Regions from separate parts of the Homo sapiens genome. Here regions 2, 3 and 4 are each linked to region 1. A link is a contact called in ENCODE Hi-C or POLR2A ChIA-PET data. All regions are on one chromosome and are shown on one strand. The core of a region is the stretch at or near the end of the contact, and the rest is flanking DNA. Distances in the headings are between cores, read along the strand shown. Region 1 overlaps GRB10 (growth factor receptor bound protein 10). Region 2 overlaps SPMIP7 (sperm microtubule inner protein 7). Region 3 has its middle 37 kb from the start of IKZF1. Region 4 overlaps IKZF1 (IKAROS family zinc finger 1).

Region 1 (4,527 bases), core at 811-3,310:
TGTAACTGCAATGTCCGTCCCTACAGTGAAGCCTGCCACCAGGTGTGAACGTGAGAATTATCTTACTGTCAATAGTTTGAAAGACTGACTGGCTGCGAAAGGAAGAAAATGCAATTGAGCACTGATGGTTAAAAACATGTTTTGCTAGAAAATTCTTCATTTGTATACCTTTCATGGAAAACAACTAGAGTGTGGTCTGTAGACTGACATACAGTGTTACTATACGGTAGACTGACTTCCAGCTGACTGGCCTTACTGAAGCTTGTGACACTGCTCTAGGCTACGGGGGTTGACTGAGGAGCAGAGAAATGCTGTTCCTTAGGGAACACTTCAGTGGGGCGGATTTGGGGCAATATCATGGCCAGCACACATTAATAGAAGCCAGGCAGGTGTTGTCTTGAAAAAGGAAATCATTCTGCTCACCACAGTAGTTTGTCGCCTGTCAAAGGAGTCCTTTCTGCTTTACAGGGATCAAAGGTAAGGAAATGGCCACTCTCACACCTGATCACTAAGCTAAGGGGACGTGGCAAAGGGGGCCACCCGAGGGGCGGAGGGGACCAAGTGACAACTCAAGCCACCATCTGACTCATCTCCCGGAGCGGGGACAAAGTGTTGTGTTGACAAAACTCTTCCATGTCCACAACCACTGTGAGGTACTTCTGACCCTAAGCCAGCAGAGGAGGAGCCTCTAGCTGCTCTGTGTTCACTGGCTTATGGGGGTTTTCAGCAGGACGGAGGGCTGCAAGCAAAGATCTTTAAATATCAGCCTGTGCCTGTGGCCCCTGCAGCGTTTCCTTGTCTTTATCACTATGGAAACCCATGAGACACAGCACGAAGACAACCAGGTGCCATTTTCTCTTTAGATCCTTTAATCCCCCGAGGGACATCAGCCGTGAAACGACTCACACCACTGCAGCAGCAGGGGTAAGGCAGTGATCGTTCTAGAACAGGCTGAAGGCTGTGGAAACGCAAGGCTGAAGTACCCAGGTGGATTATGCAGCATCCACCGCTGGCCGATGACGGGTGCCAGGTGTGTCTCAAGGAGGCTGGCCCACGTCAATCTAGAGGCGAGGCCATTCAGCCTGCTGTTTGTGGAACAGTGAATTTTCCAAAGGAATAAAGTCTCCTGCACTGTGCAGAACAAGACACACTAATAACAAGAGGATCTGACATCTGAGCATAGAGAAATGATTAACAGACTGTGGTTGCTTGACTGAGTCCACAAAATATGCCAAATGCCTACCACAGTGACACCTTTTATTTTAACAAGAAAGCTTTTCAAGTATACTGGGAAGGGCTGGGTTTGTCATTTGGGAGCTGAATCCACACCGTGGTAGTCGGCAGAGGGTGTGGAGGACCCTCTGGGAACATTTGGGGACCCATATTCAGTTTGAAATCTGCCCATTCAAAACTCTTTCTGTATTATATGAGTTGAAACGCCACATCCCCCTCCTACAATAGGCTGAATACAATATTGAAAACAAAGAAGGAGTGCAAAAAAGTGATCAATACAAAAAAAGTAAACATATCAGTTTTAATTGTCAAGATTATTCCAGGGCAAGAGTTCATTTCCAATCACTTCTCTCCGGTTCTTGTTCCTAAGCGGCCCAAGCCAAGATGATCATTCCAGTTTATTTTCAACTTTCCGCTGGATCTTCCATGCCCTCCCCAATTTGGCCGATGCAGAGGGAGGCGACCCTGCTGGGTTCACAGCAGCAAATCGTCGTTTAAGTCCAACAAACTAGTCAATCTTGGTCGGCTGGCACCGAACAAACCCATCTCGCTCTGGGTCCCCAGGTGCAGAATCGATGTGTGTTCTTCACCAACGCACAGACCGCTTCTTCACTCCAGTGTTCACTTCCTCCAGTCTTCAGCCGAGAGGACATCTGCGGTCATAAGGCCACTCGGATGCAGTGGTGCTTGAGTTTGCAAGGCAGGACTCCTTTGTTCAGCTGGTAAAAGTCAACCAGCTGGATCAGGTCAGAGAATTTGGTGTTCCCGTCATCTAGGCTGAAGAACGTCTGCCCGTCGTCCTCGCACTGGAGAGACACAAGAACACTTGCCAGGTTAGAGGCTGCCACCTCAGGGAACAGAACGGGGCCCACGGCCAGCAGCAGCTACATCTGCCCATGATTTGATTCCAGAGGGACACACAGGGCAAGGTAGGCTAGAAAACACCAGGGGCGGGAAAGACGGGAGCAGAGGATGTGTGCTGGGGGCTGCCATGTCCCTGAGCGAGGGACAGACTTTGGGTGGGCTGCGGAGGCTGCTGAGGACAGCTAGCTCCCCTGCTCCCTAAGGTGGTCAAGGGGAAGGGCTCGAAGTTGCCCCCAGTTCACCCAGCTCATGAGAATTACATTTACCAGTTAACTTGTAAGTACCCACTGCACACAGCATGCCCCGAGAAGACTGCACAAACCTGGGTCCTCACTATACGACCTCAGCCAACTCCTGAGGCCCCAGGGGTTTACTCTGCTCCATGATGAAGCAACTGTTGGGTGGCTATGAGGGATTAATAAGCTCACGCAGGTAAATTCCGTTCCTAGGTCCCTGAATATGGGGCAGTTATTTTTATTAAAGCAGGGGAATGCCACAGTATCTCCCAGAGAGAATCATATTCCTAACACCTATTTTAACTCAGTGAGTTTTCAGTTGGATGACTGTAGTACAGTGCAAAACACTGCTGAAAGGAGGTCGTGTTGTTCACAGGGAATAGGTCAGCCTTAAGGCTTGGCTAATTAATGAGCTTGGAACCACTTCGTAACTCTAAAACCATTGCTAGAGCTAACAGCACATCCCACAGCCAGTTTTCACACACAGAGGCTGCACACCTAATGCCCTAAGTCCCAAGTTGCTGTTCTTTTGTTACTTGTAGGATTTGGGCATTACACACTCTGCCTACCACGAAAGCCCCCTTTCTTTCTTTTTTTTTTTTAATTTACTCATCCAGCCTAAAATGTCAATCACTTTTCATTTTATATTTTGAGCTAAAAGAATTATAACTGTGTGAATAATATAATGCAGTAGAAGAACAAAAAGGATTGTCTATGCAGCACTTTCCCTAGGACAGTAATTCCTGTATTTGCATATAAGGTTGGCTGGAAGCTGGGAAGGCTGGGCTCAACCCCAGATTCTGTTCCTCACCCCAGTGCGGTGCAGGAAAAGCCACTGACAGCCATGAGCCTCATTTTCCTCACGAGTAAGGTGGGGATGTCAGCACACAGCAGGAAGCAAGCAGCCACAGAAAAGACAGTGCGTGGCACACTGCCTTCCCCTGGCTCACAAAAGCTAAGCAAGACACCCTCCTCATCCTGTATGGTCCATGGCTGCCAGTCACTACACGATTCTTGAGATCATAACAAAGTCCTGGGGGTCAGATAAGCCTGAAGAACTCCAGGTTCAACTGTGTAAAACAGGTGAGTTTAGTTAATTTAAGCCTTCTCAGAGCTTTTTCTTTGCTGACATGCAGATTGAATCTCTGAGAGGAAACTGTCCAGCCAGCCTCTTTTGGTAGAGTTTGGGTTCCACAGGATGCATTTCACAAACATTATCATTACCTGCAGAATTTATCAATTCAGCATGTAAACAGCTGCTATTAATTTTGTGTATTGTATTCTCAACTAAACTGAATTCTTGTAGGCGCTGATCTAGCACTCTAATCATGAACTAGAATTGAACTGTGGCATACTGAAGTGAGAGGTAAACATCAGGCGAATCAAACATAAAGTGCTTTGTCAAAAAAAGTAGTGTTGATTAATGTATTCTGTAATGAAGTTTTTGGAATTGTTCAAAGGGAGAATGGTCTTTAGATCCAAGGACCATGTGGAAGGAGAAACAAAATTACTCTTTGGGAGGCCACTTAACGCTTCTTGGATAGCCCTGGTGTACACCAGGACAAATTACAAGACTCCTCAGACTCCAGCAGCCAACAGGCAATCCTGCTGCACAACTCCTGCCTTCCAGACCCACGTGCTCACAGCTGCTGCGACCTCAGCTAATTCTCCTCCACCTCCCCTTCCTGTGACCTTGATCCTTCCCATCAGTACCCTTTCAGCTGTGGGCCCTCAGCTAATTCTCCTCCACCTCCCCTTCCTGCGACCTTGATCCTCCCCATCAGTACCCTTTCTGCTGCAACCAAGAGCTCACAGGCTCAAGGGGGGCCTCAACACCCTATCACCACTTTCAGGATTATTTCCAGGGAAATGTTTTTCTAATTTCAAAAGACAAACCTGTAAAGAAATTCTTGAAAGTTTCTTAACTGCAGCCTTGAAACTGTCTGATACTTACCGGTCTTGTCGGTTTATAACTTGAAAATTGCATTAAGAATGAAACCAGAAAACAAACCACAAGGACTGGTCTGAGAACATCAATACTTACAGGTAAGATCTGGAAATTTTTAATTTTCTGGTGATGACACAGTGTGAGTACAAATGCCTTTGGATTACTCTGGCTGTCACGGAGGAGAAAAAGCCTGGGGAAGGGAAAATAGTTGATTGCTAAAATATTTTAAAATCTGGAACTAATCAC
Region 2 (4,527 bases), core at 919-3,418, 450 kb before region 1:
GAGCTTATCATAGCTTCTATTTGTGTAGATGTACTGTAACTGCCTCATTCACTTAGGTTACATATGTAAATTGTTTCCATATTCTTTATATGACTCTTTCTTGATTTGAAATTATTTACTTAAGTGACATTCCTTCAAAAGGATTCTGGGGTCAGAATATGTAAACATTCTTAAAAAGTTCTTAAACTTATGGCTATCATTTTCTTGAAGTGTTATGTGAATTTACAGAGGTTTGGTGAGCCAATGGTTATGCTCAGTATTTATGCTCACCTTTAATAGTAACATTGAAGCTCCACAAATAACTTTTTTCCAAAAGTGTTCATTATGAAAATAATTCAGATATTTTTGAAGTGTAGAAAGTAAAATATCTCTTTCATTTTCAATCCCAATATTAAAAGTTTGATTTCTTTTTAGACTCTTCCCCTCATGCATTTATGAATGTGTGCAACATATATGTACAAGTGTATTGTGTGTGCATGGATAGGTGGAGTGTATGTGTGTATGTAAGATTGAAATATGCACTAGATATTTTTGCATATTAAAATCTTTTTAATGGCTAGATGTATCCCACCAAATCTATAACAAGTTTATATTGCCCAAGCCCTGAATACTTTTCTTGTTGTAAACAATATAGCAAAAACAGCCTCTACATATATGTTTGTACACTTATCCATGCATTCTTTTGGAACAAATCACTAAAAATGAAATTGTTGCCTGAGTTTTCTTATTAAAATTATTTTTGAATTTGGTAGGCATGCCCAGTTACTAAATGGCATTTAGAGTTCAGGAACTCAAAATGTTAACGCAGTTTCTACTGCAGTTCCTAACTTATTATAACTTGAGACTAGTTTAGGAAATAGAAAGAATCCAAAATAGTCATTGGGTTCAACAAAAATTATTGAAGCTCAGTATAGCTAAACAATTATCTTTGTTTCTTCAACAAACATGAACTGTTGACCGGATCTGGGTAGTGTTCAGGAATTTTTTTAAAATGATGCAAATTCATCCGCACTTATAATCTGTGTCAAGCAGAAAGTTAAGGTAAGACTGAGATGAGAATCCTGCTTTTTCAGGCCTGGCACGGTGGCTCACACCTGTAGTCCTAGCACTTTGGGAAGCCGAGGCGGGTGGATCACCTGAGGTGAGGAGTTGGAGATCAGGCTGGCCAACATGGTGAAACCCCATCTCTACTAAAAAACACAAAAATTTGCCAGGCTTGGTGGTGAGCGCCTGTAATCCCAGCTACTAGGGAGGCTGAGGCAGGAGAATCGCTTGAGCCTGGGAGGTGAAGGTTGCAGTGAGCCAAGATCGCGCCACTGCACTCCAGCCTGGGTGACAGAGGCCCTGTCTCAAAAATGAAAAAAAAAAAGAATCCTGTTTTTCAAATCTGTTGTTTTTATCCTCTTCAGTATAAGATCCATATTCTTTGCAAGGGCTCGGTGAACAAGTTTGAAGATAAGCTCAGTCCCTTTTAGTAACCATTTTACAGTCCCATATAATTTCAGTGCTTTGCAGTCATGAGTCATCAGTACAAGGAACATAAAAATTGAATCATCTGTAATGGCAGATCTCTGTCCTTTCCCAAGGATATGGAAAGAGTGTTGGGGTACTTTTTCTTTTGTAACAGACTCTATTGTAGATTATATATACATATATATATATGTATATATATATATGTGCGTGTGTGTGTGTGTGTGTGTATATGTGTGTGTATATATATATATATATATATATATATATATATATATATATACATCTTACATATATGGGAGAGAGCCCTGAGATCTAACATATATGCATCTCACACTTGTATTTCCAAAGAATAAACAGGCTCAGCAAAGGTGAGGTGCAGGCCCAGCTAACAGAGCAGCACAGCCCATGCCTTCTGAACCCAAACCCAGCACTTGCAGTCACCATTTGCTTGTTTTTCCAAACTAGGCAGCTGCCTATGAGGTACCATCCTCCACTAAGTTATAATCTTTTATCTAAGGACGTTACAAGGTTTCATATTTACTGTGCTTTTTGACCTCAATGATTGCTCTGAGGAAGCATTTGCAAATAAAGAGGAATTGTCCAACATGGACCCCCAGGCAGCCCCTGGCACATGTCTCCCATGGAAAAGGGGGCTTCCCTGTCAGTCGCTGGACTGTGTTGCAGCTTAACAAAATTTTACCACAACCCAGGTTAAAGAATAACTCTATGAATAGTAGTTCCTTAGATCAGCCCAATACTTCTGCCTTTTCAGACTACTTTCACACACTCCCTCATTTGTTTTTCAAATAGTGTGATGAGGCCAGAAATGAAGGTGCAAGTTCTATCCCCATTTTGCAGATGAGGAGGCTGAGGCCAGAGGAAATGGCATAAAGAGCCAAGATCACTCATTTCATGAGTGGTAAAAAGTCCAGAGAACTGGCCTCTTAATCCCCAGGGCAAGCTCTTGCCTTAACTCACATTAAACGTGGCTTCTGCCTTTGGCAAATAATGGGTTCTTGGAGCTTTGAGTTATACTGTTTCTACATTCCCTCCTAAATGGAAGAATTGAAGATCCCAAGAACACAGGAGGAAAGAATATACCCACCAGATGAAGAGAATAATCAATAAACCTGCAATTCCTAAAAAATATCTTGTGGCCACGACATCTTATGATATTCAGAAAAATGCAATCCAGTGATCAAAGTCATTGCAAAATGATTCCAGTTTTATTTGCATTTGTCATTGAACAATAAAATCAGACAAACCCCAACTCACAATGGACTCCTGTCTTTTCCCCTCCAGCCACATCTGCCTCACAGTTCTCTGCAGTCCTTCCCTTCTCTCAGCCCTCTGGGCTGACCCTCCTTAAAGTCCAAGCCTGGAATTTACTACTCTTCCTCCGTCTCCCACTTTCTGCTCCCCTTGCCCACCCTAACTTCCATCCATGACCTGCTGCTCCTCTCACATGGGTCTGCACCTGCTGCATGCTGGGCACTGTGCCAGGCCTTTACTTGCATCACATCGCCCCCAGCACCCTCCAAGGGAGTGCAGCTACCCTGACTGATGGCCAATTATAGGTGAGGATGCCTGAGAAAACTTCAGTTGAGGTCTAAGTTCACACAGCTGGTCAGGGCAGCCCTGGAATTAAATGTGTCTGTCTCACACCCCCCTCCCTTATGTCGCATCCATGGTCTTTGTTCACTTGGGATCTTTAAACATTTAAATGTGCATTTTTTAAATTAAAAGTATTAGTGTGAAAGCTGTTGGGAGCTAAGTCAGCTTGATGTCTGCCTAGAACTGTAGCTGATATAGAATGGCTCTAAATAAAAGACTATCACATTGATTTGAACCTGCACTTACACCCCACCCTGTATAATTGCAGCCCACTGTGAGCTAATGAGGCTCTCCTGGCTGGGCTGGGAGTAATGCCAATGGTCCTTCCTATTCAGTTCAGTTGCACTGAGGTCCAGTTCTACCACTTGCCAGCTTGGTTGGTGCTGGCCATGATACTTAGACTTTCTCTGTGTCAGTTTCTCCATCTATAAAATGGACATGATCATAGGACCTATGACACAAGATTGTTGTGAGAATTAAACAGTCAATTTACATCAAGCATTTAAAAGGGTGCCTGGAATATAGAACATACTCAATGACTATTAGTCATGTTTACAGTGTAGAGTGAGAATTTCTATGCATGCCTAAATTTTATGCACATATACAATACATATATTCTACGTATAACATGGTTTTCTCCACATTTTTCCTCTCATATTTAACTTATATACCATCTGTGCTCCCTTCTTCTGAGTTACTAAACTTCTTGATTTTCTTAAATTACTTAATTTCTATTTTATCATGTTTGGTTGAGAACCAATTCATTGTAGACTTGGGCAATAATATATTCAAATTTATCAATTAGTGAACAAAATCCTGGCTTATTTGGAACTAGGGAGTACAAAATAAGGTATTTAAAGGACTAGAAGCTGTGGAGCAAAGGCAAAAATGAAGACTTCTTATTTTTAAGTGGGTCTCTGCGTCTCTCTACTTTCCTCAAATGGGGAGTGGAATTCTTTGAACATGCGACTAACCTGGAAATCCATTTCCCGGCTTGTATGTTTCAGTATCTTTAATAGCTTTGTTCCCTCCAGCTGAAAAATAATATCTCCTATCAGCAGCAGTCTAAAGTGTTCCCCAGAGAGTATTCTCCTCTTAATATAAGGTCGCTGTGTTGCACTTAAGATGGCAAAATTCCCCTTGTTATGGCCATATGTGCCAGGGTTAAATGGAGTAGATTTAGAAGCAGTGTGGGTGAGGACTTTCGTTTTCAAATATTTGGCAATTTATTATGCAACTGAATTCATTCCCAAGACTGAGCAGCTAATCAGTCTAATCTTCCATGAAATGTTATTATTAAATATGATGTAATCTAATAGCATTAAGACAATGTAACATATGATACCATTTAGCATCAATAACATGCATGCCACAGAGGCACAGAGGCTGTGCAATGTTTTTTATCAAGCCTTTCATGTGATTGACAGATGGCCTGCGTCC
Region 3 (4,527 bases), core at 555-3,054, 330 kb before region 1:
AGCTTTGTGGCGTCGTCTTGAGAGGCAGAGAATTGGGTCCAGGTATGTACATTTCTGGAGGTCTGGCTTAGTCCTGGGATAAAGATTGGATAATCTTGATGAAAAGGCCATCACTACAGCCTAGGGTGTCCTGGGTAAGTGGCATCTCTGAAGGTGGTGGGTCTCGCCTAGCAGACAGGCACTGTACCTGCAGCCTGAGGGAGAGGCTCTTGCTCTGTTCAGAGAGGGTGTTATGTTAAGAGGGTCACAGAGCTGGGCTTGTGCTGGAGCACAGGGCAGGAGGGGTAGGGGGCAGGGCTGTACTGCCTTTACTGGTCTTCACCTCCTCCCTTCTGGTGGGCTCCACCAACTCTTCTTCCTGCCCCAAGTGTGTGGTCTGCATCACCCAACACTTGTGACTTTCCTGTCATTCTTTGCCCCTGTGCAATGCTACTTTGCTCTTGAGAGTCTCGGCTTTTTGCCGGGAAAGATCATCACAGCTCATCTTCCTGGAGAAACCAGAGACTATTGCCTCCCACCCTGACTTCCCAGTATGTCAGCTTGGATAAGTGCTTCAGAGGGGGTGAATGACACTTTACACTTTGAAATCAGGAGTGTCTGTTCTCAGGCTGACCCAGAGCCGCAAGGCCACCTGTGGCACCCCTTCTCCATGCCCAGGTGACTCTTCTGAGCTGTCTCTACCCCAGGCACTTCTGCAGTCCTGCCCCTCCACCTTCATTGCCTTGGCTTGTCCTAATTAAAATTTGTAATTTAAAAAAAAAAGAAAAATCAAAAGCTGGTAATCGCGAGCCTTCCTTGTAAAAAACACAGCTTATTTCTATCATTAGCAACCTGTGCTGCAACAGAGCCCCTGACACGTGCATTTCAGGAGCAATTAGGAATCGCTGGCTGCATTTACATAACATTAAAATCACTGTCTACATATGCAAAATAAAATGAATCTCTTCCCATTGCTCCCACAGGCACTGGCCTGAGATAGATTTCTATCTGTTTTTGCATTTTAGCCACATGGATTTATTTGATCTGCCCATTATTTGCTTTCCTGGTAACGGGAGGTTTCCCTCCACTCTAACTGCCTGGCCAGGAGCAGCAGGCTGGGCACACCCGCGCCAAACCACTCGGGAAGAGGGGGTGAGGCGGGGCCGCGGCCTATCTCATCTCCCCTCCCCAGCATGCCTTGCAGCTGCAGGAAGCCACCCACCCATATTTCAGAAACCACAGGCTCCTGTGGGTTCCGAGAGCCTCTGTCCTGGGTGTGCTTTGAAACATGCACACAGTTTAATGTCTTGTTAGTCACCTTCTTTTACATTGCTCAACTGGAACTGGGAAGGAGCACCAATTACTGTGAACCATGCATGGTTTGATCTTCAGTCTTCCCCTTCCCTCAAGAGCAGCCATTCTGGTAGCAATGCCCCACTGCTGCATGATAGAGTTCTAGCTCAGCTGGTGTGTAGAAAGGAGGAGGCTGTTTCTTGTTATGAACACCTTCCCACCACACAACAACGAGCTCTAAGCAAAACCAAGATGTTTTTAGCTGCCACCTGTCATATCAGAACCCAGGATGCTTCACTATGGAATGAGGAAGAAAAGCCCACCTAGTTGGAACCACGATTGAGAGTTGCTTCTCCCCTACTCCTGTGCCCCTGCAGTCTCTCTTTCCATCCAGAGCCCCTCTTCCCTCTCTCACCTGCCTACTCCCTTATTTTAGACTCAGCCCAGGGCCTGAAATGCACACTTTCCCCTCGAGCTTCTTCAGGACTTTCCTCTGGCTCCCGAGGCCCCTGCATTTCACTGCTGTAGCTTGTGGTCTGAGCCCCTGGGGGACAGAGCAATGTCTATCCCCCATCCCTGGAGCTCAGCAAAGAGTCTGGCTGCAGGAGGCACTCAGAAGATGCTCCTCAGCTTGAAGTCAAGAAGACTCTGGTTTGCCTAGCTGAGGCCTACCTGGTTGCAGAACAGTTAAAGAAGGAATATGCTAGATCAGAGGTAGCCAGCCAAGGCCAGCAGTAGACTCTGCAGCTGACACCTTTAGGCCTGCCTGAGGCTGCAGTGAGCACCTCAGCTGACCACATTCAGCCTTCCTGACTGCAAGACTGGAGAGGCCAGCATGCCTTTGCAGCTGCAACTCCAGAGCCAATCAATCAATTGCCCAGGGTAGGAACCCCTCCCAAGGCAGTGCCCTCCAGTTTATGAGGCCTCTGCACTCTGTGACTTCTCCATCCTCACAATGCCCTGTTACATGGGCAGTGATTAGCCACAATGCACAGATGAGGAAACTGAGGTTCAGAGAGGTTACACCACTTTTTCAAGATCACATAACTCATAAAGACCAAACATATGAACCTACAAATGTTGATAAATCCAAGTCACTGTGTTTTTGGTTGTTTTCTTTTCCCTAGCCACCCACTAAGCCTGGTGACAGGAGCAGCTTCATGGGCCTGCGAGCAGTGCAGTCTCTCAGGGTTTTACAGTTAATGCTCTGTGGTTGCAGTCTTGAAACTGTGAATAAATTTACCTTGAATTTGTGTTTTGTCCGTAAAGTCTGACGAAGCAATGGAGCATGCATTGGGGACTCGGAGACTCTGCTCATGTGGGGCTCCCTTCCAGGTGCCTCCCCCTCCCAGGGATGGGTTCTCAGCTACCTGCCCAAGCAACCCCCAGCAACCACTGCCATCTGCTGGGAGGGGACCTGAGCCTGTGCATGGGAATGGTTGGGCCTACACAGTTGTGAACAGGGCCCTGGGTACCTGTGAGTGTCTGCAATCTCCCCATGAGTATTCCTGTGTCCAAGGGATGTGACATTAAATAGCAAGTAAAAAACACCATGACAAGAGAGAGACCCAGAAAGAAGGAAGAAATGTTTTTCCTGCCATTTGAGCAAGGGACCCCCTAATTTCAGTTTGCACTGGGCCCTACAAATTATGTAGCAGCCCTGTCTGGCAGAGGTGTGCCAGGTAACCCTATGTGTCCACTACCTTGCAAGATGGATGGTGGGCAATTGGCCCTTCCAGTGCCCCATAGGGCCTAGTATCTTAGATTGTAGTTATTCTTAAGGAATAGGATGAAAGGAGGAACAGCAGCAAAATGCCACCTTCATGACGTGCTCCAGAGACTGACCTCCTTCCACCTCTCTCTCAAAATTCATGCTCTGCTAAGCCAAGGGCCTCATTGGCCAACAAGTTGAGTTCAGGCCACCTCCTGCTCAAAGGAGAGGATAAAAAGTATTGTTGAATATCTAAGAGCTATATTTTTAACACTTGTGTCTAAAACAAGGTCGCAATTTTGCATCTGCAATAATTTATGCCTGGAAATAAGGAAGTGAAATTCCCACCTACTGGAAAGACAGTTAGGAGGGCTGTTCCATGGGGCAAGTGTGGTTTAGAGCTGTGCAAACACACATAGCAGGTGCAGGGAGACTCAGGAGCCATGAACAAGCAGCTGCCATGAGCACTACTGCTGGGTACCAGAGAGGGACCAGCCTTCTTTCCTCATTTGAAATGCGGGAAAGGGCAAGAGCGCATACTTTACAGGGGACAGGCAAGGTTTGAAGGAGACCAGACCAGAGCAGGATTTGTCTGTGTGAGATGTGTGTCCCCAGAAGGGCAGTCTGCACTGCCTGGCATTCCATCCCAGGAGTCTCACTGCCTTAAGATGCTTGCAATCCTCCCCTGTTAGGCTCTACATAAAACTGTGTAACTTTTTTCTGTCCTGCACATGCTGGTTTCCTCTACTGGGCATCCCTCATGTACTCTTCAGCCTTCACCTCTGCTGGAATTTCTTTCAGAAATCTCTGAGCTGAGATATGATTGGTACTGACTCCTCCACCAGCTTAGGAGTGGCCATGAGGGCTGACACCCATCCTGGTATCACACTACCTTGGCCTGTACAGGGTTAGGATCCAATCAGAGGCAAGGATATTTGCTAGGGCCTTGGAGAAAAAGAAGTTTGTCTTGTGGGAGACCTTCAAGGGCAAACATCATCCTTTTCTCTGAATGGTAGGGCATGAGAATACAAGGTCTGGATGTGAGGGCTGAGATGATCCAAGGTCCACCAAGTGCAGTCCACCAGGCCGGCACTGCAGAAGGCAGACCACAAAAGTAGAGAGAAACTGAGCCATTCATTTCACTGCCGATCCATTCACTGGATCCTGCCCCTGGCATCTGCTCTCAGCTTTTAAAATTGGAGCTGATACATTTCCCATATCATTTAGACAAGTTTCAGGTTTTTTAATTAAAAAATTTTTACTCATGTCATAGACATTAAATTATATATCGATGTTCAATTTGCATTTTCATAAAGTAGTGAGGTTAACTCTTAATTTTACCTCTTCTTGACCACATGGCACAGGAAAGCATCTCAAAGTCCTTACCAGGATAACTCTGTGGACTGGGTGATTGATGCACCCCAATGCGAGCCTAGAGCTTGCATTGTGCTCATTCTATGGAAAAACAGTCAATCTAAAGAGCATGGCAGAGTGGGCTATGGAGACTGTGGTGGGCAGAATTCTCAGACAGCCCCAGTGACCCT
Region 4 (4,527 bases), core at 1,373-3,872, 260 kb before region 1:
AAACCTTTATCTCTTTGTATTTTTCCAAGACAGTGATGAAGGGATGCAAGTCATTTTATCCATTGTGTTCCCTCAACTGGCATATTAAAGAAATATGGCACAAAGATCAGCAGGATGGGGGTCCTCTGGTGTGTGGGAGGATGGACACTCACAGGCCAGCATGGCCGTGAGAGCCACACACCCCGCAAAATGTCCAAGTTGAGGAGCAATCCTGCCCAGGGACGCGTCTCTGTCACTGTCCTCTGTCCTCACTGCACTTGCAGGAATATCAAATGTTATGGATTGTAGATCGTGAAAATTACACACTTACGTGTTTTGGCAACAGTGCTTTTCAGTGTTTGGGGTTAGAACAAGCCACATCTGGCCATTTTATGTTATCCCTCTAATCTCTAGTTCTTAAATTTCAGATTTAACTGAAAATAGAAAGTTTCATAAATGGTAATTTTTAAATGTTAGAAAAAAATCAAAGCACACATTTACATACCTTTTCCATAAAAAAGTGTGTGTGAAACCATCTGCAACTCCACTGGTTAACTTACACATGCGACAGTTTGTGTTTGGAAAACTTCACCCACCCTCTTTATTTCAAGAAACCAAAGACGGAGAGAAGTTCAGTGAATTAACCAAGGTGAAATGACAGAGTCAGAATTGAACTGAATTTCTGACTGAAAAACTAGTTCTCGCTCCATTATACCATGTTCTAATGAGCTAATGAGTCAACAGTTCCCTGGAATACCTGTTTTCTTCTTTAAAAAGAGAAAGAGCTGTGATACTGAGAGCTACCTATTGGCATAAAAGAATATGAAGGACATACAGGTAAAATGAGGTAGACTGGATCAATGTGGGTCAGCTACATAAGCCCCCATAGCCAAGGAGGGAACATGTATGTAAAATTCTCAGGCTTATGAGAATCACAACTGTATGTCTATAGGACATCCTAATGCAATAATGGGAAAATGTGATAACTGAATTTTATCTACATGTATAGAAAACATATTTTGGGCCGGGCATGGTGGCTCAAGCTTGTAATCCCAGCACTTTGGGAGGCCGAGGCTGGCGGATCACAAGGTCAGGAAATCGAGACCATCCTGGCTAACACGGTGAAACCCTGTCTCTACTAAAAATACAAAAAATTAGCCGGGCGTAGTGGTGGGCGCCTGTAGTCCCAGCTACTCGGGAGGCTGAGGCAGGAGAATGGCGTGAACCCGGCAGGCGGAGCTTGCAGTGAGCCGAGATTGCGCCACTGCACTCCAGCCTGGATGACAGAGCCAGACTCCATCTCAAAAAAAAAAAAAAAAAAGAAAAAGTAAAGAAAACATATTTTGTATGTTTTTTATGTGTCTTAGAAACCAAGTGGACTAGGTATAATGGTTCTTTTTTTTTTTAACTCAGCAGCACAGTTAATGGCACAAACAGATAAAGATGGTGGCTAAAGCCATTTGGTGTAGATGAATCCAGAAAACAAGTACATTTATGAATTATTTTACCCTATTGGAAAATGGCTACTATATGTGGAAAGTAGAGGGGAAGAGAAATGAACTTGTGAATTATCTACTCTATTCTACCAAAGAAAGATACATATATCATTTCAGGGTTTTCCAAAGTTGGGATGCAAAGGATCATGTTTCATTTTAATTTATGTATTTATTTTTGAGATTGTCTTCTATGTATTGCAAGTGATACTGGTTTTACCATGCACTGTACCACTACGAGGGTTCCTTTCAAAACACATTCATATAAATTAAAAAATCAGTTTAAATAAAAACATCAAGTCAATAGTAGTACATAGATATGATAAAAGTTTGCAAAAGTGGCACAGGAATAGTCATTGGGTGGTGATGTTCCCTGATTTTTTTAGTCCCTGAAGCACCCAGCGCCAAGGGTACTGTTCTTCCTGCTTAACACAGGAGCAAACAGATGCTCACACCCTGCCCAAGAACACAGAGGCTCAGGGACTGAACCAGAAGAAATGATCCATTAACCATGTAAATGAACAGAGAGCCTGGATGTCAGAGTGAGGAGGCCAGCTCGGGTCGCTGTGGAGAAAGAGATGGGCTCTCCCTGGAATCCCTGCAGCTGCCCTTAGAGGCTGTGAGCCATCGTGGCTAGGGCATCTTTAGAGAACTGAAAGTCAGGCCGATTCCTGGAGAGTGAAGAATAGCACACGTGCCTTCAAAACAGTGTCAGTATCCTGTCCCTTACGGACGTCATATTGTTGGTGGGTTTTCCTGGGTGGGAGATCACCCAGTATCTGGTTGGCATTACTGATGGGTTCCCAGAGCTGTCTTTTGGTTCAAAGTCCTGCCCTCGGTCCCAGCTGCCCCCAGCACAGGTGTCACCTTGGAGTCAGGGGCGGGTTTGTCATAGCCCATGGGTCCTGGCCCTGCCCTTTATCATGTTTGACATGATTTTCAGTCTACTTTTCCTTCAGGATGTAATTTAGAAAATATGATTTCAGAATTGTGAAATTTAAAAACCCTAGAAAACCTCTTTGCTTTGCTTGTAAATAGCAGTTGATGCAGCCCTGTGGACAGGCGGGAACAGCCATGTGACGTGGGCACTGAGATGATTTGGGAGATTGAATGCTCCTCAGTGGGGCTAGAGGCCACAGGAGTGATAGGTTACTGTAAAGAAAGCAAAAAAGATGCAAAAGCCTACATGACAAACCAGGCACGACACAAAGGAGAGGCTTGAGAAGAGGAAGTGAAGGAGGGAGAGGATTCCACAAGACCGAAGTGCCCAAGGAGACATGGAGGGAAGAGAGGGCTCTTCACAGAGCTGAGTTTAGAGACCACCCTCCATGGTTCTGGAAGGAAACCAGCCAGCTTTCATATGTGGTGACAGGCTGTTCATTAATTTGTAGTGTACAGCATTAAATAAATGAAGTATGTAGAGAACATTAGGAAACAATATAAAAAGGTAGGGGAATTCGTGGATAAAGGGAATAACCTGGGTACCATATTTCATCACATTATTCCATGGGAATAAGTCATCAGTGCAAAGGACTGTAAGGAGTGCACAGCAGGAAATGAAAAGACAGAAGCAGTGGGGCCGAGAGGAGGAAATGGAGTTGCTGAAATGCAGGGTGAGCAGCAGGGGCGGAGAGTGCCCTGTGGGTAAGGCACACCTCAGAAGGGACAGGTCCAGGCCCTCTCCTCCCTGGCCTGGAGCTTCTGGCAAGGCTTTTCTTCTCTGAGCCTCACTTTCCTCTTTTGAAGGTGGCAATAGTAACTGAACCTGCATCACAGAATGGCCTTGAGGGTTAGATGGAACATATATAGACATAATTTGTTGAAGACAGAGTAGCAAAGACACAAAGTAAAAAGGACAGAAAAAAGAAATGCAACTTGTGCAAAATAGAACTTTCAAAGATTTACAAGAAGGGTAAATGAAGCTATCGTAGCTTCACTTGGGAAAAGGGAGAGAACAGATGACCAGCACCAAGGATAGAAGAGGGATTTCTTACTTTAAAAAAAATGGTCCAAAGAATAAACAAACTGAAAACAGCCAAAAGAGAAAGGAAGAATTTGTTAGAATAGGGCAAGACTAAAGGACAGAGTAAGGGTGCTGGCCGCCACCTGACTCAAGTTCAAGTCGAGCTGCCACTGTTGAAATTTCAAGGAGAAATGGTGAGAAGCTAAAAGATGCAAAAAAAAAAAAAAAGTGGGAAATTATTTGCTAATAATAGATTGCAAGAGTGTCTGCTTTAGAAAGTGACAAGGAACACTTTTGGAAAGCTGTGAGCTGTTATGACCACTGGCATCCTTCAGTTTTAGACAAATCTAATCTCAACAAGGATAACAGACCATATTAATAAACAAATTGATGGGAATGGTGGAAATCAGTTCCCTATGAGGAGGGTGCAAAGTTATACTGATTGGTGAGTCACTCCCAGAATAAACAAATAATGGTTTCACACCTCATTGCTTCATTCAGTGTGGAAGGAACATTCTAGGTTTGTGTGTAAGTTTGGGGAGAAGGAGACAGAGCCAGAGGGCAGAGCAGCCCTGCAGCCCTCAGTTGGCCTCCATTTTCTTCCCGGTCTGAAGAAAATGAAACAAAGGATTTAAAGTGTTGCTTGAAGAATTTAAGTTAGACTTAAAGGAGAGATGTGGTCTTTACTCTCCTTTTGGCAAGGAGAGTTTAGTCATCAGAATGGTCTATTTAGTGAGACTGTAGCTTGTTCTTCTGAAGTGGTCTTTTTAAAAACTAGAGAACTCTCACCTCTCTGAAGTGGTTGTGTATGAAACTGTTTAAAGCCGAGGATGCACTCAGTGACCTCTTCAGGCAACCCCAGATTTACTCAGTCAGCCATGGCACACATGCTAGAGAAGTAAAAAAATGAATTGAGACTTGTTCTGAAAACTCTTGAGCAGGGGCTCTTAAAAGTTTTTTGTTTAGGAATTATGTCAGGGTTGGGGTCTGGAGAGCAGATAAGTGTTTTGTGTGAGAAAAGTAAAAACTTAGTTATTTTCTTCCCGTATTCAGTAATCCTTGCATTTTTTTCCTCCTCCTTTATACATACAT

Evidence for each region. A loop is a pair of places that touch in the nucleus more often than their neighbours do. ChIA-PET counts read pairs that join two places held with the same protein, here RNA polymerase II (POLR2A). Pooled maps may share reads with other maps.
Region 2: a pooled map shows a loop between it and region 1 (6-fold over the local background). The contact joins two enhancer-like sites. A Hi-C loop is called at or near these places in 3 of 37 single-sample maps with no recorded cell type and 5 of 50 pooled maps.
Region 3: a map with no recorded cell type shows a loop between it and region 1 (5-fold over the local background). The contact joins two enhancer-like sites. A Hi-C loop is called at or near these places in 5 of 37 single-sample maps with no recorded cell type and 4 of 50 pooled maps.
Region 4: a pooled map shows a loop between it and region 1 (4-fold over the local background). The contact joins two enhancer-like sites. A Hi-C loop is called at or near these places in 2 of 37 single-sample maps with no recorded cell type and 2 of 50 pooled maps. POLR2A ChIA-PET finds 5 or more read pairs at or near these places in 1 of 52 experiments (CD4-positive, alpha-beta memory T cell).

Annotation. Positions count from the first base shown.
Region 1 is chr7:50,591,060-50,595,586 of GRCh38, forward strand. GRB10 (growth factor receptor bound protein 10) reads right to left here. Exons shown (of 19, transcript NM_001350814.2): 18 at 4,378-4,471; 19 at 1-2,039. The coding sequence ends at 1,893. Among named protein-coding and RNA genes, the nearest start is that of DDC, 28 kb to the left of the region's middle. Within about 2 kb of position 2,061, at least 2 of the 41 ENCODE cell types and tissues checked have a DNase peak (open chromatin) inside an H3K27ac peak, as active enhancers do.
Region 2 is chr7:50,143,908-50,148,434 of GRCh38, forward strand. The region is part of intron 7 of SPMIP7 (sperm microtubule inner protein 7); the gene reads left to right. Among named protein-coding and RNA genes, the nearest start is that of SPMIP7, 50 kb to the left of the region's middle. RefSeq lists a silencer at 1,880-1,929. Within about 2 kb of position 2,169, at least 3 of the 41 ENCODE cell types and tissues checked have a DNase peak (open chromatin) inside an H3K27ac peak, as active enhancers do.
Region 3 is chr7:50,265,832-50,270,358 of GRCh38, forward strand. No RefSeq gene overlaps it. Among named protein-coding and RNA genes, the nearest start is that of IKZF1, 37 kb to the right of the region's middle. RefSeq lists an enhancer at 1,236-1,335. Within about 2 kb of position 1,805, at least 8 of the 41 ENCODE cell types and tissues checked have a DNase peak (open chromatin) inside an H3K27ac peak, as active enhancers do.
Region 4 is chr7:50,327,791-50,332,317 of GRCh38, forward strand. All of the region lies in intron 3 of IKZF1 (IKAROS family zinc finger 1), which reads left to right. Among named protein-coding and RNA genes, the nearest start is that of IKZF1, 25 kb to the left of the region's middle. Within about 2 kb of position 2,623, at least 8 of the 41 ENCODE cell types and tissues checked have a DNase peak (open chromatin) inside an H3K27ac peak, as active enhancers do.